2 separate regions of the Homo sapiens genome follow, and region 1 is linked to region 2. A link is a loop called in an ENCODE intact Hi-C map of the cell type or tissue named here. Cell type or tissue: GM12878. All regions are shown on one strand. Links, peaks and the distances in the headings refer to the core of each region. The heading gives the core; the rest is flanking DNA. Region 1 holds the start of LOC124909463 (a long non-coding RNA gene). Region 2 holds the start of PEX5L (peroxisomal biogenesis factor 5 like).

Region 1 (12,027 bases), core at 1,811-9,810, 81 kb after region 2:
CTCTGGGATTAACAAAGTGTTTCCTCCCTGTTGACACAGATGGTTTTTCTACAGCTCATCTCTCAGGGCCTCTCCACCTGGTTCAGTTTATCATCTCCCCCTCAACTGGCCATGGTGATTGTGAACCGTATCGACAGTTCAGCTTTCAGGCCCATCCGTTTTGAAGTCAGCTGCCAGTGCTTTTGTCTAATGAACCATGCAGGTGAACTCGGTGATTACTGATTGAATCAGCGTCTATTGTCAGAAGGGCTTTGAAAACCAGTTGTGAGTGGAAATATTTGTCCCTCAATGATTTATGTTATAAATTCAATTTTATCACTTATAATAAAAATGACAAAGGATCAGGAAGACCATACAAAATATTTTTCTTATTTTCATATTTAAACAACAGGGAGAGTTTACAGAGTAAAGTTCCCTTTTTCTCTTCGACTTTGGACTGAGATGCCCACGCTCTGCCATTGCCCCGACCTTGTCATTCTGTGGTTGCGCTTTTACTTCTCTCCATCCAGACTTTACAGTGCATGTCTTTTCTTCTCTGCTCAGCACCACTCTCTGATCCCTGCCTCTGGAACGTGTCTCTTATTCTGACACTGCATATATAAGGTTTGACAGAAATGCAGTTCTTGCAAACCTGTTTTTTTTTTTATGCTCCATTGCTTTCTTCCTTTTCTCCAAAACAACTCTAGAATTCTGTCATTTCCATTTTTGGTTTAATTTTTCACATGGTTTACCCCCAGTTGAAATGGGTACCACTTCCTTCCTGTCTTGTGATCTAGGAAACACACACACACACACACACACACACACATACACATACACAAGTGATCATTCAATACAATTGTTATTTATTCCTCATCGTATTTTTTGGCCAAATGATCTCATTCTTGAAATATATGAATAAGTAACTTATTAAAGAAATGGAAATGGTGAGAGAATGTACCATCCAGGCTTTGTGCTGGATGTTCTGAATAGAAAAAACATTCATTCATCACTTTGTTTTCTAACAAAATTATCTCATTTGTATAATTTGTGAATAATTAACTAATTTTGTTGTAGAAAAACACTAAGCATAGAAGTTGTTTTCTTCCAGTCAAGGGTTGTTCAGTTATCACTTCCCTGCATTCTCAGCTTCTCTCTTTAAACTTTAAATGTGTCCCCAAAATTGACACATGAAATTTTATGAACTATTGGAGTAGTCCCTGAAAAAAATGAGCTATGTTGCATAAGTTGATGGATTTCATTAATCAAATCATTTACTACAAGATAAAACATATTGAGCTCATAAACAGGTTAGATATTGTTAAATTTTTAAGCTAAAAATGTAAAACCTTGTAAACTTTGCATTTTTTAAAAAAGGAAGCAACTTGTTTTTGTCTAGATGAATGAGCCATTTTAATTTTGCATCCAGACTCCAAGGAACTTGAGTTAAAATCATACCCTTGGATCAGGACTTTTATGAACAACAGTAGCAATACCCCATGGACCCCAACACTGCTTAGCTTACTGGTGAGCACCCAATACATAGTGAGAACTAATGTTTCCCACTGTCTCCCAAATAAAATGCAAACTCCTCCACTGGGCTTGCAGGCTGTCCATTGTCATCCAGCCCCTAACTACCTCATTGTGCTTATCTAATGCCCCCTCAACTTCATGCCCCATTCATACTGAACACCTTGAAGCATCGAGTGTTTGATGTTCTTCCTCCCTTCACACTTTGCTCTTGCTCTTCCTTCTGCCTATGTGTAAGAATATAACATATATCACAAATATTTTGGCATATCTGCTAGAAGTAGAGGATATAGATTGCAAGGAAGGAGACCTCCTCATAGTTCTGACCAAGGCTGGCCCCTTGGAGAATCCAAATGGTAAGAGAACAAAGAGGGAAAGAGCAAGTCCCCCTAGGTTCTGTAGATGGACAGACTTCTTCAGCTTTACAAATATAAGGGAGAAATGAGAAAAAAAATAAGCAAAACATAAAGCCTGCTCTTGAAAAGAAGAGGCAGAAAATGGAGAAACAGAAAAATCTGAGACTCTATTACTTGGAGAAATTTATTATGTAAACAATTTTGCTATATATATTCTAGGCATAGTTTTGGAGGAAAACACATAGTTACACTGAGTACAGTAATACCTGCTATAGTTCTAAAAAATAATTTGTCCTTATTCTGCTCTGCTGCCACAGTGGTTCTTCCCATGTGGTGAGTGAGAAGGAACAGTGGAGAAACAGCAGAGCCAGGTCAGGGAATGCTGGTGACATTTAGCCTCAGTGTTCGGGGTGAGAGAACTAAATAGGGAATCATATTTTTTTGATACTGATCCTGAGAGAAGCTATATGAAAAAATATAATTTTTCATTTTCTTTATTATGAAATAACTTCAGGAGGAAGATAGAATGCTGCTTTTGAAAAAAATACATTATTTCCCATCTCAAAAAAAAGAAAAAATACATTATTTTGATGGAAATGATTTAATCTATTTTACTTATTTTACACAAACTTATTTACAGCCTAATTTTTTGGTAGGTGTTTGCTAGGTGCTGGAACACAGAGATAACATAACCATAGTCACGGCCTTTAAGAAGCCGGTATGGTTGGACTTACAGTCAACAGACAGTTACAGTGCCCGTGCTGCAGTAGTTGGAACCAAGGGCTCCCAGGAGCATTTGGGAGCCTCAGAACTCTAAGAACTAAGATGTGCGTTATTTCCTCCTTCCCTAATCATAGTCCAGAAAAAGTTACAAGGTTTTCCAGTGCTCCACGTGTTCCCAGGAGGAGACGTGGGCTTTGGGAACAATTACCAAAGATGTTTTTTAGAACCTGTCTACTCAAAGAGTGGTTGGTTCATGGACCACAGCATCAGCATCACCTGGCGCTTGCTAGAAATTTATACTCTGAGCTTCAGACTCTGGAGGTGGGGCCCAGGAATCTGGTTTTTTTTATTTTTTTTTTTTCGGTTTTGTTTTTGTTTGTTTTGTTTTGTTTTTTGAGATGGAGTCTCGCTCTGTCGTCCAGGCTGGAATGCAGCAGCGCGATCTCGGCTCACTGTAAGCTCCGCCTCTAGGGTTCACGCCATTCTCCTGCCTCAGCCTCAGGAATCTGTTTTAACAAGCCCTGCAGAAGAATCCTGTACACACTGTGGCTCCTAGGAAGCATTGGTTTATGTTATTCCAATTTTTGGTGTCAGGAAAGGATCATTTATACTTTGATAAAGACATTAATTTTTTATTTTGATTTTCTAGGCCTACAAAAAAGAATAAAGACAAGTTAAGTATCTTAAATCCTTTATCTGAATGTCCCTAACCTTGCAAATATTCCTTTCCTGCCTCGTCATTAAAGCGAACCTACTCAGTAATCAGTCCTGTAAAACAAATTGTAACAAAAAGAAAGCATAAATGAGGGAGACCAAGAGGTGAAACTTGTTAACCCGATATTTGTCTTAAGCTCTTCTGGTCTTACACCACGTTTATTAAAAGACTAATGATAACAAGACACACTTACACAGCATTTAGTATGTGCTACACTCTGTTCCAAAGACTTTTTGTATATTACTCATTTAATCCTCCCAACAACTTCACCATGTAGGTTACTATCATACCCATTTTACAATACACAATGGGGCAAAGGGAATTTTACACAGGGCTGCTGTGTTGCACAACCCCAGAAGGCTATGCTCTCTACACAGCCTGTGCGGCAGTACATGGCAGTGCTGGGTCAAGTGAGTTCACGTTTAAAAACTTCCTTTCATCATACCTCCCTCACTTATTAAGGAAATTTCTTGCAATTTTGACTGTTAGGAAATAACATAAGATGGTAAAATCTGAAAAAGCCTTCCTATTTTTAAAGGAAAGATATGCCATATATGATAAAGAAGAGCATAAATACATTAAGATGGGGAAACTGGAAAATATATTTTTTCCTTCCCAAAAAAAAGTATTCTTGAGAGTGTGTATGTATATATGTGTGCATGTGTGTGTGTATGTGTGTGAGAGGGAGAGAGAGAAGAAATAGAGAAAAGGAGAATGTGTGGCTACATAGCCATAAACATGCATAATCAAAAGCAAAGCTGCAAAAAAGAGCAGATGCCTAATCCTTAAATACGTGCCCATTCTGAGGCCACTGGGGCAGTACACAATACTGAATGGCCAGGACCAGGTGACCAGATGGCCCTGTAATATAACCAATAACAACCATGTATTGCATTGAGGTTGCTACATATGTTTCAAGTGCTTGTGTCTGAGGTGCTACGTATGATAAATTAAATCCTTACTTTGCATTAGAATTACCTCTGTACCCACCACATTTGAAAAATTCTACACCTGGCACAAAACCAGAAAGCCTGTCACTTCAGTATTTGTTGAGCAGCTTTCTGTTATGGGAGTATATTTCTGTGCTCTGAAAATGTCACTCCACCAGCTGCCCTACAGGAGCTGACCTTTCTTCTCAGGCTGAAGTTCCTGCTGATCTGTTTAGTAGAGCTAGTTTATCCCAAGTTGTTGGCACATGTCCAGTGTCACTGCATGCCCATCTACAGAAGTGGTCTGAGAGCTGATATTTAGCCACCCCTTTAGACTTTCACCTGACATGACTCTGCCCCTCCCAGCTCCTTGTGATTCCTTCTGTGATCCTCCCAAAAGCAGCGCCCCAGCCTTCCTCCCTGAGCCTTACCTGTTAATGCTAGACTACTGGCAATCACCCTTGGGGCCCTTCTCCCCAGCTACATTATGCTTATGATGTATATATGAAACCTTTCTCCAGAAATTTTGGACAAGAGAGAAAGTATCACCCATGGTCCTGAGAACTCTTCATTTTGCATACTCTCACTTTTGCATAATTGCAAGATAATTTTAATTTTTTTATAGTCGCAGTCGGTGTGCATTCAATTTTGTACCTGCTTCTTTATGTAACATTATGTTACGCTCATTTTTCCACATTGCTACATAGTTTTATAAATGTCATTTTAGTGGTTTCCTTATATTGAATCAAGGTGATCCTTAGGCAATTTTTTTCCAGGATTTTCACTGGCTCATGCAGTGACCATTCAAACCTTACTCATCTTTTAAGATGCAAGTTATCAAATTAAAGAGGAAAAGAAGGGATTGCAAAAAAAAATCATGTACATTACTATGATTAGACATATACGTACTGACTTACCGTGAATTCTGCATGATGTTTGTGGGAATTTGCAGTGTCATCTTTTCATATCCCGGATGCACCGTTAAGCATCACTGGAGATGGCACCGTGCATGTTGCGTCGCTCCGTAAAACCTCAGGTTTAAACTATATTCTATGTGGCAGTTATACAGCATTTCTGTTTCCTGAGGCTGACCACAGCCAAACCACAAACACGGATTTGCATAAATTCAGTTTGCATGAATTTTTAAGTTAGCTGAGAAAAGAAACTAACTAAATATTTTTACAGCCACATGAAACTTAGGAGATAATTTACTTTGGTACCTCATTCATTGAGGACACAGATATATATATCCACTAGGGTATTCTTATGCCCAAAAAATACACTCTAGAAACCCATATTGAAGTCTAAGCAACTTGTATGAAGTGGTTACCACTAAAGGGGATATAGAATTCAGACCTAAGACTGCTTCATATTGAAAGGCAGTGATGAAAAGAAATAATCGTGAATTCGTTTTAGAATGTATTATTTTATAAGCATTCTAGATTTTACCATTTTTCCTAGGGCTCCAAAATGCAAAACTCTTAAACTGATAAAGAACCAAAGGTACAGAAAGTTATTAAGATCTATAAGGCAGAGCTGAAATACAAGTGAGGGTGCTAAAATTCAAGTTCCTGACACTGCCAATGACTTTCTATTTGACCTTGAACACATCTCTAAGCCTTGACTTCCCTATCAGCAAAATGATAATAGTTTCCCTACTTCTATCTCCCAAGAATTCTGGGAGAATTTCTTAAGGAAAACTATAAAAATAATCATTTGAGCCACTCGAGAGGATTACTTCCTGTGAATAAATCCAAGATGGTATCGTCTGTAAGGAAGCCACTAATGCCCTAGGGTTATGAATCACTTTCTTGTGTTTAAGAGCAATTTAAAAATTAAATCCCCTGTAGAAAAATGAACACATCCATAATGATTACTTTTACATCGGTAGTACTTTGGGAGGGGGTAAAGTATGGCATGATTTTATGAATTTATAACTCATCAAATTAATTACATTGGGTTTTTTGAGTGATTATTTAGATAACTTTCTAATCGTAATAAGAAAAAAGTGAATACTCATATTTATGTTTTTCAACTGCCCCAAAAGATTATATTATAATACGTAGTTCTAAAGAAATAATGGTACTTTAATCACTATAGATTCTATTTTTCTGAAATGAACACAATATTTTTCCTAGAACAGCAAAAATCATGCTGAGGCTCCCAGACTTTATTTAGCAGTCAAGAAATTACATAGCCCACATGAAAACATATTTGTCCCCGAAGACTAGAAAAACACTTCCCAGATGAATTTCGTTAACACCTGTGCCTTCTTTTTGAAAAAAAAAAAAAAAAAAAAGAGCATAGCAGAACTCATAGTGAGTCTTCAGCAAAAAAAAAAAAGTCACATAACATCGCTCAAAACACAAAGAAACCCAATTAGCTTCAGCAAGGTGCCAAAGAAAACGAGAACTTTCTCTCACGAAGTAAGTTGACATTTAGAACCACCCTGTATAGTTTTGAAGGGAATTAGGCCCTCTATCAACAAACTGTCTTTGGAACAATTATTTCAGGCTGTACTTGTACCAAAGGTTAGTAACCACAAATTAGTTCTTATTATTCTTCCTTATTTAGAAACATGCTTCTGTGACATGAGGAAGGCCTGCCTCTAGCTTCCTCAGAACTTCCAGCCTATCAGGAAGAAGAAATTATCTAAAAAAAATAAAATAAATATATGTGTCAGATTTAAAGTTCTTGGGGAAGCCACATTATAGGACAGGAGTTAGGGAAAGGGGGAGTGAAGAGAAATTTTGGTGAATCAGCTTGTGCAGAGGTCATTTAAAACACAAATATAGACACTGTAGATGAGACTGAAGAGTTGAATGGGTCATACTTTATGCCCTAACTGTCCAATTTAGTCACTTTGTAAGTGGGGTAAGGGGGAGGGAAGAACAAAGGGAATTCACGTTGTTGAGCACCTACTATGTGCCAGACAGCATCCTGAGAGGTATAATTATGACAGTTTTTCAGAATGATGAAAATAAAAAAAAAATAAAACAAAGCTTAGAAGGGCTGAGAAACCCGAAAAGAGTCACATAGCTAGTCAAGCAGCAAACATAGAATTGAAATCAGGTCTGTCTGCCTCCAAAGCCCGCGCTCCACCTCTGTCAATCACCTTCCCACCAGCCATCAAGAAAACGAAACTGCATTGCATTTTCTTGAATTTACAGATACAATCAGTAGTTACTGCACAATGCCTAGTACCCACTAGGAGTTTAAATAAAAGGGACTTCTTTACATTAACAAACAAACAAAAAAAAGGTCCCAGAAATCCCCTGCCGGTCACCTGCTGCCACTTGCCAGTTCTTCTGTGGTGATTCTTTGGAAGAAGCCCAGTACTGAATCACGGAATAGGGCAAGCAGAGGGTTCTCTTGGAACATAAGAACACATGAAAATAAAGACTGTTTTGTTCTGTTTCCTAGTTTGCACACAAATATGTCTGTATTTTACTCATAATTGGCCTGAAGATACATTGTACTAGAAAAATCAAATGGCTTATTTCACCAGGCTTTTCTCCCATTCTGAGAGTGCTGAAGCCCTTTTACTCATGGCTGACTTTTTCCCCCCCCCCCGACTAATGGTTAATTTCTGGGCTTGTTCTTGTGGAACTTAAATAGTAAATGTATCCAAGGCAGGTACAAAAGAAAAAAAAAGAAATCTCTGGACCTTAAGAAGCTGCAATTTCCTGTAGCCAGATGAAACCATGCCTCACATCCCTCCTTAGATTTATAGAATTAACGACATTGAGAGACACAAGGTTAAAATTATAATCTTTCTAGAAGACTCAAGTAGATAAAAGGAAGCAAAATAGTTTGCCTTTGGGGATATTTATAATACCTTGCTAACTTTTAGCTTCATTAGTTGCTAAGCATTTTCTTTCTCACTGTATTCATTTCAGTTGGTCATCATTTCCCTTTTCAGCTCTTTCACTCCTTCCATTATGATTTACTGCATGTCAACCTTTGAGCCTCCTATTTCATCCATCGGCGAGGCTGTTTGCACCTTTGCTTTTGGTGGGTTAGCTTATCTAACATCACTACTCCATTTCCATCCTGAGTCATAGTGAGGCCCCAGACTTAACAGTCTTTCCATCACTGACGATGGATCATTTAGAGATGTTCCCTACAGCATCATGGAAACCAACTTAAAGGCACTTATGAATGATACAGCCCTCCTGCTTCTCAAAACAAAATGAAATCTTTTAATGTTAAATTGATCAAGATTTTTTACTGAACAATGTAAACCTCCTTGGTTACACCTGCATGCAATAGATTTGAATGGTATCAGCAGCAGAATCTTTAAATTAAAAAAAAACTTTTGAGAAGTGTCTGTTCATATCCTTCGCCCACTTTTTGATGGGTTGTTTTTTTCTTGTAAATTTGTTTAAGTTCCTTGTAGATTCTGGATATTAGCCCTTCGTCAGATGGATAGATTGCAAAAATGTTCTCCCATTCTGTAGGTTGCTTGTTCACTCTGATGATAGTTTCTTTTGATGTGCAGAAGCTCTTTAGTTTAATTAGATCCCATTTGTCAATTGTGGCTTTTGTTGCCATTGCTTTTGGTGTTTTAGTCATGAAGTCTTTGCCCATGCCTATGTCCCGAATGGTATTGCCTTGGTTTTCTTCTAGGGTTTTTAGGGTTTTCAGTCTTATGTTTAAGTCTTTAATCCATCTTGAGTTGATTTTTGTATAAGGGGTAAGGAAGGGGTTCAGTTTCAGTTTTCTGCATATGGCTAGCCAGTTTTCTCAACACCATTTATTAAATAGGGAATCCTTTCCCCATTGCTTGTTTTTGTCAGGTTTGTCAAAGATCAGATGGTTGTAGATGTGTGGCATTATTTCTGAGGCCTCTGTTCTGTTCCATTGGTCTATATATCTGTTTTGGTACCGGTACCATGCTGTTTTGGCTACTGTAGCCCTGTAGCATAATTTGAAGTCAGGTAGCGTGATGCCTCCAGCTTTCTTCTTTTTGCTTAGAATTGTCTTGGCTATACGGGCTCTTTTTTTGTTCCATATGAAATTTAAAGTAGTTTTTTCTAATTCTGTGAAGAAAGTCAATGATAGCTTGATGGGGATAGCATTGAATCTATAAATTACTTTGGGCAGTATGGCCATTTTCACAATATTGATTTTTCCTATCCATGAGCATGGAATGTTTTTCTATTTGTTTATGTCCTCTCTTATTTCCTTGAGCAGTAGTTTATGGTTCTCCCTAAAGAGGAGATCATTGTTGAATAGATACGATGTATGCTGTTTTCAAAAGGGTCATTGAAAAGTAAGTGATTAGATGAACTTACAAATTGTTAACTATCCTCAACAGTCTCATTGTCATTCTGCTATATACACATCTTTCCCTTCTTCCCACACCCCCCGACCTTTTCTTTCTGCTACAGGTACAGAGTATTAGCAAAGGCGGTAGACCCTTTCTGAAATATACAGTTTTAAAAAAAAAATCCAAAAATATTTCTTTCTCGACATTTGAAACAAAGCTAGAATAGAAATAAAATTCAGTGGGTATATTGTTTCCTAAAGAGACAAGAGTATGCCTTTCGTCTGTTGTTATGCCAGATTGTTTGATATTACAGAATCCGGATTAAATGCAGCTAAACAAGGCTACCTTTGCTTTGGAAATCTGCCTTATTAGATCCAAGAAGCTTTCTTGCAAATCTATAATATAAGCAAAGTATAGTAGCAGAAGCAAGCATTACTTTTGCATTCAAAGACCATGAGTTTAAGAGGAAAAAGTCACTATTGTAACAATTGCTTTGTAATTGTAAATTATCACAAATTTATCATTGATAAAGGTCTATTCCACTATTGGAAATATGTTGGAAGGAGCTGGGATGTGGAAATAAAGAAGAGAAATATAAAGAAAATACATAGTTATTTAAGCCATTTTGTTTTCTTGGCTTTCATTTCATCGTCATCACCTCCATCATCAACATTGAACACTCCCCATGGACCACATGGCATGAACATTGCTCCTCTTTTTGAGAGTATACACTCTATGTACTTACAAAATTCATATATAAACAAAGTGGCTTGAACAAAACAGCAGTTTATTTCTGTCTCACAAAAAGGAAATCTGGTATTATATCATGTGGGGTTGGTATAAGATCTCCTAAGTGGTCAGAAATGCAAGCCTCTTCCAGCTCTTTGCTCTGCTATACCTTAGAAGAGGACCTAGTCCTCATATTCTAAAATAGCTGCTGAATCCTCATTCATCATCTCTGAGTTCGAGGCAGCAAGCAGGAAGAAAGGTGGGGCTAGAAAGGTAAAAAATAATCTACTTTTCCTTTTTTTCTTTTTTTTTAAGGAGTCTTTGTAGAAGTTTCATAGAGACCATTTGCTTATACTTCATTGCCCAGAATTTAATCAAGTAGTCAAAACTGGCTACTGGAGATGGGTTCCCCTAGGAAATAGACTCATTTATTCTGCATGGTAATATATCTACCTGAAAACCATGTTACTAAGGAAGAAAGACACGGGAGTAGAAAGCTAGTAATCTCAACTCTAATGATCACACTCAAACTGACAAAAATAATTGTCTTCTCTAAAGTCAGTGACCAAGGAAAATAAGCATCTATCGCCCATTTTTCAGAATTTTCTTAATTCAGTCTTATAAAGTCACAAAGCTCGATATTATTTCATTGAGGTGGGAGGGAGAGGAAGCAAGAATAACATTTTTTATGGAATATGCAAAGTCTCCGTTGTAATAGCCTTCAGCATTTCCCTGACAAAAGAGAACAGACTATGCATATTCTAAAGTGAGAAAAGGCCAGCAGGACTTACATCTTGTAGAGTTCATTGTTTCAGTGCAATCTGGTACCCTTTGCCATTGGGCACCACACATATGCCTCCTCCAACACACATTTTGCTCCCTGCCTCCTCTTACGTCTCCGTTTCAGAATACTTACCAATTTCCTCTCAGCCTTTCCTCATCCATCACTCACTTAGCCAGGAGACCCTTAATCTCCCCTGCACTACTATTGTTTTACTTGCTTTGACCTCTTGGGACTTACGTGCAGTGCCAGTGAGGGGCATGTTATCATGATCTTACCTTTGTTTCCACATGCTCATTGAATATTTTCAACTAGACTGTAAGTGCCTCAGCAGCTCAGTCCAGTCTTTACACCTGCATTAGACAGCATGTGCTTGCTGGGGATAGTGTATGCAATGGGCCCTCAATAGATGCTATTAGATCAAACTAAAGATGTGAGAAGATGGGAAAGAGGTATTTTTTTTTACATTTTTTAAATTTTGTTATTATACTTTAAGTTCTAGGGTACATGTGCACAATGTGCAGGTTTGTTACATATGTATACATGTGCCATGTTGGTGTGCTGCACCCGTTAACTCGTAATTTACATTAGGTATATCTCCTAATGCTATCCCTCCCCACCCCCTCCCCTCACCCTACAGCAGTCCCCAGTGTGTGATGTTCCGCTTCCTATGTCCAAGTGTTCTCATTGTTCAGTTCCCACCTATGAGTGAGAACATGCGGTGTTTGTTTTTTTGTCCTTGAAAGAGGTGTTTTCTAAGAGGCTGCACCAATTGCCTAGCAAGTGTGACTATAAGACATGCTAGGACCAAGCACCACAGGGCAGTGGGAAAGACTAAAAGCTGACCTGATCATCAATGAGCCTGCAGTGTAAAGCCACTGTCACTGACCAAGAAAATTCAGGTGGCAGTGCCAGAGAGCACACAGTCCTTCGACCACAGTTTCACAGTACCAATAGGCCGGTCCTTTTACAGCAGATCCTCAGCAAAGGCTGATGGTGGGGGAAGAAGGCTC
Region 2 (12,027 bases), core at 2,355-10,354:
TTGGGTATATACCCAGTAATGGGATGGCTGGGTCAAATGGTATTTCTAGTTCTAGATCCCTGAGGAATTGCCACACTGACTTCCACAATGGTTGAACTAGTTTGTAGTCCCACCAACAGTATAAAAGTGTTCCTATTTCTCCACATCCTCTCCAGCACCTCTTGTTTCCTGACCTTTTAGTGATTGCCATTCTAACTGGTGTGAGATGGTATCTCATTGTGGTTTGGATTTGCATTTCTCTGATGGCCAGTGATGGTGAGCATTTTTTCATGTGTTTTTTGGCTGCATAAATGTCTTCTTTTGAGAAGTGTCTGTTCATGTCCTTTGCCCACCTTTTGATGGGGTTGTTTGTTTTTTTCTTGTAAATTTGTTGGAGTTCATTGTAGATTCTGGATATTAGCCCTTTGTCAGATGAGTAGGTTGCGAAAATTTTCTCCCATTCTGTAGGTTGCCTGTTCACTCTGATGGTAGTTTCTTTTGCTGTGCAGAAGCTCTTTAGTTTAATGAGATCCCATTTGTCAATTTTGGCTTTTGTTGCCATTGCTTTTGGTGTTTTAGACATGAAGTCCTTGCCCATGCCTATGTCCTGAATGGTAATGCCTAGGTTTTCTTCTAGGGTATTTATGGTTTTAGGTCTAACGTTTAAGTCTTTAATCCCTCTTGAATTAATTTTTGTATAAGGTGTAAGGAAGGGATCCAGTTTCAGCTTTCTACATATGGCTAGCCAGTTTCCCCAGCACCATTTATTAAATAGGGAATCCTTTCCCCATTGCTTGTTTTTCTCAGGTTTGTCAAAAATCAGATAGTTGTAGATATGTGGCATTACTTCTGAGGGCTCTGTTCTGTTCCATTGATCTATATCTCTGTTTTGGTACCAGTACCATGCTGTTTTGGTTACTGTAGCCTTGTAGTATAGTTTGAAGTCAGGTAGTGTGATGCCTCCAGCTTTGTTCTTTTGACTTAGGATTGACTTGGCGATGCGGGCTCTTTTTTGGTTCCATATGAACTTTAAAGTAGTTTTTTCCAATTCTGTGAAGAAAGTCATTGGTAGCTTGATGGGGATGGCATTGAATCTATAAATTACCTTGGGCGGTATTTCTGCATACATGATTCATAAGTTATTTAAGAATAAAAAGGAATAAAACAAGGTTCTTGTCTCTACATCTGCCTACGTCTAATAGAGAGTTAAAAAGCACAGAAATAACTAAACAAAAGAAAAATTTTGGGGGCCTGGTGTAGTGGCTCACACCTGTAATTCCAGCACTTTGGGAGGATGAGTCACAAGGCTCCCTTGAGGCCAGGAATTCAAGACTACCCTGAGCAACATAAAAAGACCCTAACTCTACAAAAAAGGTTTTTAAAAAAATTAGCCAGGCATGGTGGTGCATGCCTGTAGTTTCAGCAACTCAGGAAGCTGAGGCAGGAAGATCACTTGAGCCAAGGAGTTTGAGGCTACAGTGAACTATGATCATGCCACCGCACTGCCGTCTAAACAATAGACGGCAGTTTGTTGTTTGTCTCCAAAACAACAAAAAAAGAAAAACTATAATTTAAAAAAATGTCATTTGGCGTATCATAAAGAAGTTCCCAGCAAAGAGAAGTATTCAGTTAGAGGATGAAGAAAGGCTTCAGGAAGGAAATGGAATTGGAAACCAAATTTGATAAATGAATGAGCTTTTATTCAAGAGGAGTGGGGAGAGAGAGTACATTCCAAGAAGAGGCAAGAGTATGAGTATAACTTGGGCTGACTTTGGGGAATAATTAAAAAGCAGGGTTATTGCAAAAGGTAGAGAACATACAGAACTGAAAAAAGACAGGGTCAGTCTATGGAAAGCCACTGTATTCATAAGTATTCTTTTGGTTGCAAGTGACCAAAAATCCAGTAAACCAGAAAAGAGATGGCACTAGCTGAAATAAAGATTACTTTAGACTAGCTTTTAAGTGTGGTTTATTTAGTGGCTCAAATTTTGTCTCCTGGAGCCTGCCTGGATTATTATTCCCCCAGGTTGGTTTTCTTTTCAGAGTTGGTGTGCTGGATTCTGGCAGTTCCAAGCTAACATCAGTAGAACATCCAGTCCAGAGGAAGAATCAATCTGCTCCCGAGTAGTCCTGGAGCTGAGTTCATTTCCCTGATTGACTGACGTGGGTAATATGCCCATCTCCAACTGTGACCAATGGGGACGGAATGCACTGGTTGGCTCAGCCTGGGTGCTATGTTGCAACCCCAAAGCCTGGTAGTAAAATGTTTCCTACCACACAAGTGGACCAGAGTGAGGAAGAGATGGTTATTCAAAGCAAAGAGCCTTGAGAAAAGAGGCTTCCTGCCACTAGAAGAGGATGTTGCTCTGGGCAGCAAACGATATTCCATGACTGTGAATAAAAAGCTGAAGTTTTGGGACATTAGTGGGCAATGGAAAGCCACTAAAGATTTCTGACCTGAGCAGCATTGTGATTAATGCTGACCTTTATAAAATTAATCTGGCTGCGATGTATATGACAGGTTGATGTAGGAGATGAACGGAGGTGATAAAACTAGCTTTAAGTGATAAGAGGTTTAGGGAATCTGGGCTAGGATGGCAGTGGCAACAGTAGAAAGGAGTAGTCAAAAGCAAGAAATATTTTTGTTCACAAATGTTTTCTCACCAGGAATAAGAAACTCTAGAAAGTACACTTAATATTAAAAGCAATATTGGATCACTGAAAAAACATTGTCCTAAAGAGTAAACAAATATAGTGTAATTTCTTAAATTGGTTTAATAGGAGGCCCAGCTCTGAAGCATCCAGCTTGTTTGTTCATTTGGAAGAACATTGCTGCCATCTCCTCGTCATCAGAGTCCACATACTCTTATTATTCATAATTCTTCCTGGCAGCCTGGGGTTCCCAAATTTTTTCCAGATCAAATGCCCTGAAACACCAGCTAATCTCATTCTATGTGTCGAAGAGACAAAAAGGGTAAGTGGGCAAACTTTAACAAAATGTTCCTCCTTCTGATTGAACAACAAATACCAATTAGTCATTTTAATTTTGGTCTACAATTATTTTGACTTTTGTTCTCTCCTGCACCATCTTTCAGCACCAGAGTTTGAATTCTACAGATTATGAAAGAATGATTGAATCATCAAAAGACTCTTATCTCTGATTTTTAAGTCCACAAGAACACTAACCTCATCATTTTTACTAAGTTTTTTCAAAGATTTAATAAATCCTGAATTTTCAATACCCATTTGAAATGCAGGAGGATTCGCTTACTAATAAGCAAAATTAAATTTTGTCAATACAAAATAGATTCTACTGCTACCTCTCAATTATTTAATTGTATTACAGTGATTAAAATTGCAGTGGTACTAAGCACATTTCTTGCTGTAAGAAAGCTGAATGTGCTATGATTTTATGCCAAGTCCACTGACCACTCAAAATACAGTGAGATTATTTTATAAATGGAGTGCAATATGCATTCTTCTTCTCTAGTGGTACTGAGGTTGCTCATGTGTTATCACTGCAAAAGGCAAGAGCTAGCTTTGCCACATATTTACATGAATAAATAAACCTTCTAGGCCACAGTGCTGGTCAAATTTTATGGTGCATACAAGCACCTGGGGATCTTGTTGAAACGCATATTCTAATTCAGTAGGTCAGAAATGGCACCCAAGAGTCTGCATTTCTTACAAGCTCCCAGGACATGCTGATGTTGCTGGTCCACACACCACGTTTTGAGTAACAAGGGTCTTCAAATTTAATTACAAAATAAATCTTTTGTAAAATATTTTTCTGGACCTAGCTTATTAGACATGCATTGTTTCTGAGGAAAATAAAGATAATTCAAATCTCATTCCTAGTCTAAGAAATAGTCTAGGAAAGTGAAAGTTAAGCTTAACCAATCAGAAACCACAAACTAACCTCTAACTATGGACTTTCCATTAGAATGATCCAAATAAATCCAGTATTCCTCTTTAACCAAATAATTTCTTTGCTCTGCTTCCACATTTACCCTATAAAATCTTTCCCTTTAACGACTTCCGACAGAGTCCCCAACTGCTTTCGGTCTGCTGCTGCCTGATGCATGAATGGCTATTTGCTCAAAAAACCCTTTAAAATTTTAATGTGCCTTAGTTTATCTTCTAACAGAAGGAATAAGTGTGAAGAGGAATTCTTCACAAAGGAAAGCTTTCACTCCTGAGATTTTGAGAATGTAGGCAGTAACGAAATCAGTGACTCAGGTTTAAGAAGAGAATATATTGAGTTCTAGCTTCAACACTAGGCAGTTGCCATTCTGATCCAAATGCTTTTATGGTTGTTGGCTCCTTGAACCTGCCGTTAGATAATAACAAGCATATAATGGATTGGAAAACTTTGACCCTATTGTTACTTCACAGATTTCTAGTACTTTTAAATCAAAGCACTATACTTTTCCCAGTTTTTATATAACATGATAGTATTATATGATAATTAGTACCATTTTAAAATCTGCAGTACTTGAGGTCTCAGAAAATCAGTCCTCATCTTTTCTGAACTGGGAAAAAAAAGTCTGTTTGCATATTCATATATCATGGTTGGTAATTTACAACTTCCTTTGCATACATTCAGTCCTCAGCAGCTCTGTGCAGCACACTAGGTAGATATTTGTCTTATTTCAAAATTGAGGAAATAGAGAGTTGGTACACTTGCCCAAGAGAGCATTGAGGTAGTGAGATGGAACTAGCACCTCTTGTTGCTGACTCCAAGTCCTGTGCTTTGTCCTATAAAGAACAATAAAATAAGAACTGGATGACATTTTACAGTTTACAGTGCTTATGAACATATCTCTATTTTCAGGGTAAAAAAAATAAGTTTTTTATACAGAGTTTAGACATGAAAAAACTGATGTCCAAAGTAGTAAAAGGAAATTGTCCAAGGGTAACTACTAGTGGAATCTAATAGGAATCCATGTCTCCTGCTTACAGGTCTTAGTCCTTTTGTGTTTGTTTGGTTGGTTGTTTTAGGACCTCAGATGCATTGAATTGGTTCATTTCACATCCTTTTGTTCATTTCACATTCTCCTCATTAGTCCATACATGGTTCTATTTTATTTAGTTACACAGTAATTTTTAATAGGATATTAGGTGTCCTATGAATCACTACCCGGCATAGAAGATAAGACATTAACATCTAAACTTCAAGTGAAATGCTTCCCCATCTATTTCCCTGCCTCCCTTCACCCAGGGTCACCAACACTCTGAACACTATATTCATTGTTCCACTGCTTTCCTTTTTATATTGTTGTATATGAATATATGAATACACATTGACATTTCTAGGGATTTTTTAAACTTTATAAAAAGCATATTATGCTATATGCAATATTTTGGGGATATCATGCTGTACATAATATGAGGGGCCTGTAGAATTGGAGATGTTTTTACCAACAAAATTAGGTAATCACAGTATACACCACCCCGTGGTGTGTGTGTATATATGAACATTTATTGTGTAGACACATCAAACTACCCAGTCTCAACTTGAGACATATTTAAATGCACTCTTCATATATGTGTGTATGTGTGTGTAAGTGTATAGTAGTAAAGGTCTATTCATTCAGCAAATATTTATTGTGTGCCTGCCATGTGTCAGGAAGTACTAAATACCTTACTGTGCACACACGTGCAAAACCAAGTGCAACACTCCACCCCCCTAAAAAAAAGTCCCTGATCTCATGGAAATAACATTGTACAGAGGGAGAGACAGACAGTACATAAAATAAATATGGAAAATATAAAGGATGTTAGGTGATGTTACGTGCTAGGGAAAAAAATAAAACATGCCAGATCCTCAGGGACTAGGGTTTGCCGTTTTAAATAGAATGCTCGGCGATGAACTGGGGATGAGGGGAGCGGGGAGTCTTTATTTAACGGGTGATACGGACGTAACTTTCGAGAGCTGAATCAGAACCGAAGTAAACTCTTCGGCAACCCCTGCACTCAGCCTATAATGTCTGTAGGATAACAGGCTCAGCCGCGGTGGATGGCCCCCGGAGAGACGATGCATGTCTTCCCGCCTTTCTTCCGGCCGGCCATCCTCTCCGCTAGAATCGCCCTGCCCGCCGACGCCGCACCTGAACGCCGCGCTGCTGCGGGCGTTGTACACCAGCGCGACCACCGCCTGCCGGCACCTCGCCTTGCCGCCGCGCGCGCGCAGCCCCGAGGACGCGCTCGGGGAGCGCGCACCGCCCGGGGCCGCCCTCGGGCCGCTCCCAGGCCCCTGGGAACGCGCGCGCGTGCCCGGTCCCGCGGCCTCTCGGCAGGCACGCGGCTGGGAGAACGGCGCGCGCCCCGCTCGGCAGCTGCGGCGGCGGCTGGTGTAGGCGCTCACGTCAGGGCTGGGAGGAGGGGGTTCGCAGCTCAGAGAGAGAGAGACATGAGGCAACCTGGCAGGAAGCGAGAAAGAGTTCGGCGAAGAAGGAGTGAGTTCTAGAGACGCCCCGCGAGCAGGACCCGCGCCTGCAGGAGAGCCTGGCCGACCCGGCTCCTCGCCTTCTCTGCGCGCTCTCCCGCGTCCGCTTTCAGCACCCCGAGCGGAGAACAGTTCCCGGCAGCCCGCAGCGCTGCCGAGTGGCCGCCGGCCGGCCGAGTACCCGGAGCTCCAGGGGGCTCAGGAGCACCCTCTGAGAACCCGCTGTGCACCCACCTTTTCCCCTCTTTTGGTGGGCAAGTAAGCACGGGGGAAAAGCATCCGGTGGCCTCAGGGAGCCCTGAAGAAACCGAAGCAGAATGTACCAGGGACACATGCAGGTAAGACATTTCTATAGGGCTGGAGAGAATTCTTGGGGGCTAATTTAAGAGCAAGGCGGTTCACCAAGTTTCTGTGGTCAAGTGCTGCCTTCGCACAGCTCAACAAGTGAAGTGATGCAACATGACCGTGACATTTCTGTCCGGTGCTGCCGGGAAAACTAGACCGGTTTCCGAAGGTGGGAGAAGGGGAGGGAAGACCTCAGAACTTCGATTGGGGAAGTTTGTTTTCTGTGCATTCCCTGAGCCTGTTTCTTTAAACAGGATCAAGGAATCGAAACAGAGGAAACCCTAGAGATGACCGTGTTTCCGTTGTAATCCTATTGATGCATCTCAGCATGTATGTCAACTGAAGGGCAAACAATAATAGGAAAGACAAAGCTTTTCCTTTACCATCTGAAAAGGTTGCTTGACTTAGAACACTCTGTCACTTTCGTTTCATTTTTTAAAGTGTTATATTTAAAAAACGATTTATAGTGTATTTTCCCCCTTCACATTATGGGACATTGCCATCTACTCCAATAGTCACAGGATGACTTGGGAGGATGAATTTCAAACACATGTCCAAGGAGCTCTAATGTTTTTCAGGGGAGGTGCTGCCTCCGGTTGTTATTAATATTCATCTGAGCTGAGCCGCTGCTTCTTTCCGATGCAAACACACTCTACTCTCTTGGGCAAGATTACTTTAACCTTGACTCCAGTTCTCATTCATACGGTTGGTTGGTTCTTATAAAGGCAGATATATGCTTTGGGAGAAAAATAAAATACTAACTCAGCTTTCTAAAGTATGAACTGGACTCTTTATCGCACCTAAATGGTTTAGTCATCAGGTTTGATGTTTGGGCTTCCTTTCCATTCCAAAGATGGTCAAATACAATCATTATGTGTGATGCCTTTATCCTGGTGTATAACATTTATGAATACTGAGGATTTTGCTTCTGTGTCTTTTAGAGCAATTGGAAATAGATAAATATGTTGTTATATTTATGACTTAGTACTACCCAGATTTAATTTCCATAACTTAGGGAAATTCTTTTGGACTATAATCCATTTTTAAATAAAACACAATATTTCATCATAGTCTCAATTTTTATAAGAATTCTCAATATACAGTGCCAGAATTCCAAAAGATTTCCCGTATGACTAACATCATCCTGTTTTGAAAATTATTAATGTGATTATATCACATTTGATAGACAAAAAGTAGTGAATGAAGTATATTTTTAAATATTATATATGATCAATGTGATCTGCATGTTTCTTATAAAAGCTACACCAATTGAAAAGTTAAGTAACATAGAAGAATTCAAATAATGACTGCTGAAAAAATTAACAAAGAATTATTACTATAGTTTTATGCTTCATCTTCACCCAAGAATGATACTTACAATTTTATATATTATCTGTTTTTTAAACAGTTTCTTCACAAGGGTAAAACAGGAAGATTTTAATAGAGTCAACCCTCAAAAAATTGTTCATTTACACAAAATTGACAATTGACCACTAAGGGGAAATTAACAAAAACTTTGCACAGTATTGTTTTGTTGCTTAAAAAATATGTTACTGTGAATGAAGAATCGAAGCAACAATATGGTAAATTCATGCACCCAAAAACAATTTTAACTCAATTTTCTCAATATCTCAAAGGAGAATGTTATTGAAACTTGAGTTGCCTGGAACAATGTCTGAGGGTTTAATTTCACTTTGAAAGAATAAACAAAATATAAGACTCTGCATATTCTCCCAACTTAATGTCTTTTGCTTGTGCACTGCTGTAACAGCAAATATGATGACTTGCAGTAAAACTCACAAATCTTTGCTGCCAAGCTTAAATTAAAACATTACTAAATAAAGACTGTAATCAATACATCCACCAAAATTTCAGAGCATAATACTTTTTTCCTACTTACTATTAACCATTAATGTTAAGCATAAAACTTCCGAGGCCTTAGTAGGTACGTTTAGTAGTTATTCAATAGTATGATGATCTGAATGGGCATCTGCTCCCCCCAACAAAAAAATACCTATGACAGATTGATTCATAATATACTTGTTGGCTTACATTTTAAACTCATATCTCTTCCCCCAAAGAATATTATTTAGCCTATGGACAAAATAACGTTTCCTTATCAGAGATACTATCATCTTCCTGTGTGTACCTGACTCTAATCACAGATAAGAAGAAACACATTCCAAACACTCCAAAATGTGTATGATTAAAATCTGAATCCATATTTGGTAAAGTGGACCAGGGATAAGCAGATTTACTAACATTTCTGCCAGCTTTGGAGTTAATTTGAAACATAATGTTACTTGACTGATACCTTAAAACAAGAGTGAAACAGAAATGTTTGCAATCTTTTGCTATGCATTCTAATTCTTCTCTTTTCTGTATCCAAGAGACTTTAAAATAAAGTGCTTTGTAAATTAGCAGTTTGAAGTAGGGGCAGGTGTTCTCAGGAAGACTTAAAAATAGTCTAATTTAAAACTCCTGTGGTGCCTTTGTTTTTGCAACTTAATGATTTTGCAGATAAAGTCTATTAATTCTCATACATATGGCTAATTCATCTGGTTTATGGTAGAATCTGAATTCATTTTAGAAACCGCAGACTTTTAAAAACACACATTTGGTTTGCTCTGCTAGTTCATTAGAAAATAAAAGTTGGCATCTATTACAGATAGAGCATAGAGTAACAGATATTTCTTGGTTTCATAGTAAAAGCCGCAGGTATATTTCTTAGGAGCAGGGTCCTGGAGCTATGTTTTTATCCAGCTGCCTTACCAATTATTTCCAAGGGGAGTTAGTCACCCCAGTAAATGAAGCAAAGGTTGCTTCTTTTGTGACTGTTTTAGATTTACTTATTTTTTTCTTTTGACCAAGGGCACTGATGATGATTGAATATACTTTAGCATCGGTTCTGACAAAACTCTGTTGCTCATTGAGGGCCTATGGTCTTAATTCCACCAATACCTCTGTATGTTCAGGGCTGAGGTGATTATTTGCCTATGTGCATTTGAGTTAACATTTCCAGTTAGAGGAAATTATTACATGTCTCTCAATGTTTTCTTAACCTAGCTGTTTTATTTCTGGGGTGGTATAAATACAGAGAAATATAATTTCAATTTTCTACTAAGATTTTTTGAATTGTTATTGAAGAATCCACAGCAATGGGTTTTTTAATAAAAGAAAGTTATTTCAGAAGGCAATCAAACAAAAAATCTATTTGTAATTGTAACTGATCTTTATTTTAGGCATTCAAAGCAGACTTTTTGACTTATTCAAGCTGTCTGGGGAATCATTCCACACCCTCTAGCTTCACAAGACATAAACTAAGGAAAATTTAAATGACAAAAATTGTAAGATTATTAACAGCCCAAAAAGTAGCCATTTGTTTTCCCCCAGGGGAGTTTTGCATTTGTTTTTCTATATGACTTTACTTAAGATTTTTCTTAAAATCTCTACAAAGGGGAATAGCTTAGGTAATTTAAGTTATGTTAGTACATTAGATCTCGCCCCTGGTGATTTATTTAGGTTCACTAGAAACAAAATACATAAGAAACCAATTGAAGGTAAGACTGTAGAACGTTGTTTTCAATACCCTAAACAGTAGGTTATCATAATTGAGGCCCTCAGCAAAACTGTAAAGCAGATGATATTTATCATGGGTACTTCCACCTCTCTAACAGATCCACTTTTTTCCCTCCTGGTACCACCTTTTTTAATTCTTGAGACAGGGTCTTTCTCTGTCCCCCAGGCTAGAGTGCAGTGGCCCAATCTCGGCTCACTGCTTGCTATGCCTCCCTGGCTCAAGCAATTCTCCCACCTCAGTCTCCCAAGTAGCTGGGACTACAGGTGCATGCCACCATGCCCAGATAATTTTTGTATTTTTTGTAGAGACAGGGTTTCACCATGTTGTCCAGGCTGGTCTTGAACTCCTGAGTTGAAGCGATCCACGCGCCTTTGCCTCCCACAGTGCTAGGATTACAGGCATGAACCGCAGCTCCCGGCTCACCCTTTTCCATCCTGTGTTCTTTCTTTCTTAACCCTTTGCTAAGGCATTAACTGCTAGCAAAGATATGACTAATAGCAATAAACCACCTGCACGCACACACATACACACATTTTCAGAGGCGAGTCTTTGAGATTAGTTTAGAGTTGGAACGGGGGTGGCATTTTCAGGAGAGTGAGCAGTGCTGGGGTTTGTTGTGTTGTTTTGGTCAGTGGTTGCTGCTGCCTTCCTCTCCCCCTTTGTTATCTCAGTTCAAGTGGCACCTGGTCTTCTTCCTCAAATGTCATCTTATAGGTAATGATGAGCATAAGTATGATGAAATATTAACTAGAACTCTGTTGAAGCAAATTCATGTACATTTAAGCTGTTGATCAAAATTATGACACAAGCTCCAGCAAGATTCTGAAGTGTCTTCCTGTATATTCACATGCAAATCATGTTTGGTATGGATGTAGTGTTGAGCTTTTAACACTTGAAAGTTATAATAGTTGTGGTATGCATTAGCAGAATACTTGATTAATCTGAAAATCTCATTCCCCAGCCATACTGGCCAATAGTTTATATACTTACTATAAGAAACACAATATAGTCTTTGTAGATTTTATTTGTGGTTTATAAATATTCCTCCTAAAAACATGTGTTTGAAAGTAAAAATTTCATCATATAAATGTTTTTATTATAAAACATTTTTTAAAGTAAAGAATAAGAAAAGGTTAAAACACAACTTGTTAACTCTACAATTTTGAATCTCTAGTATTACCACTGCCAATCCTGGAAACATTAAGATGTGATACACCATGTAGTCAAAACATCTGGCAGGCTGCTTTTTTACACTTTTCATTGAGATCACATGTTTCCAACATAAGCTAAAGCTGTTAAAAGGTTTTATATTTTAAAATTACCTTCTTGATACATTTATAGGATAACCAGTGTGCAATTCTAACGCTAAATGTAAAGGTAAACTCCAGCCTAGTGTGTCCTTATTAAGAAACCTAAATCCAATCTGAATGTTTGGGACATCTAAAAATATAATTTCAAATATGCTGACAGAGAAAACTAGTAACCAAGTTCCTGAAACATTTTTCACCTTTTTATAATTCAGAACATATAAAACACAAATCATCTTGAACTATTGCATGAATCCAAGGCCAGAGTGCTATGAAGTGGGGGTTATGTTTCTTTCAGTGACCTTTTCCTTACCCCCCACCTCATCCACTTCTACCTCACCTCACCTATACCATCCCCTTTAGTAGGG

Evidence for each region. Hi-C counts contacts between places; a loop is a spot of excess contacts. Peaks named below come from ENCODE experiments on the same cell type or tissue, not always from the same donor. Only the 100,000 strongest peaks of a DNase experiment are listed, where the experiment ranks them.
Region 1: a loop joins it to region 2, with 1.8 times the contacts of the local background. A loop is called at or near these places in 2 of 110 quality-filtered maps.

The regions. Positions count from the first base shown.
Region 1 is chr3:179,949,983-179,962,009 of GRCh38, reverse strand. All of the region lies in intron 2 of PEX5L (peroxisomal biogenesis factor 5 like), which reads left to right. It overlaps LOC124909463 (a long non-coding RNA gene), which reads right to left and starts at 5,272. Exons shown (of 2, transcript XR_007096182.1): 1 at 5,150-5,272. RefSeq lists a silencer at 47-96. In GM12878, for the core only: no CTCF peak of the experiment used is centred there; DNase peaks (open chromatin) are centred at 4,480 and 5,319; H3K4me3 peaks cover 819 bases; H3K27ac peaks cover 1,943 bases.
Region 2 is chr3:180,031,317-180,043,343 of GRCh38, reverse strand. PEX5L (peroxisomal biogenesis factor 5 like) reads left to right here and starts at 6,407. Exons shown (of 15, transcript NM_016559.3): 1 at 6,407-6,765. The coding sequence starts at 6,745. RefSeq lists a silencer at 6,292-6,341. In GM12878, for the core only: no CTCF peak of the experiment used is centred there; no DNase peak of the experiment used is centred there; H3K4me3 peaks cover 1,462 bases.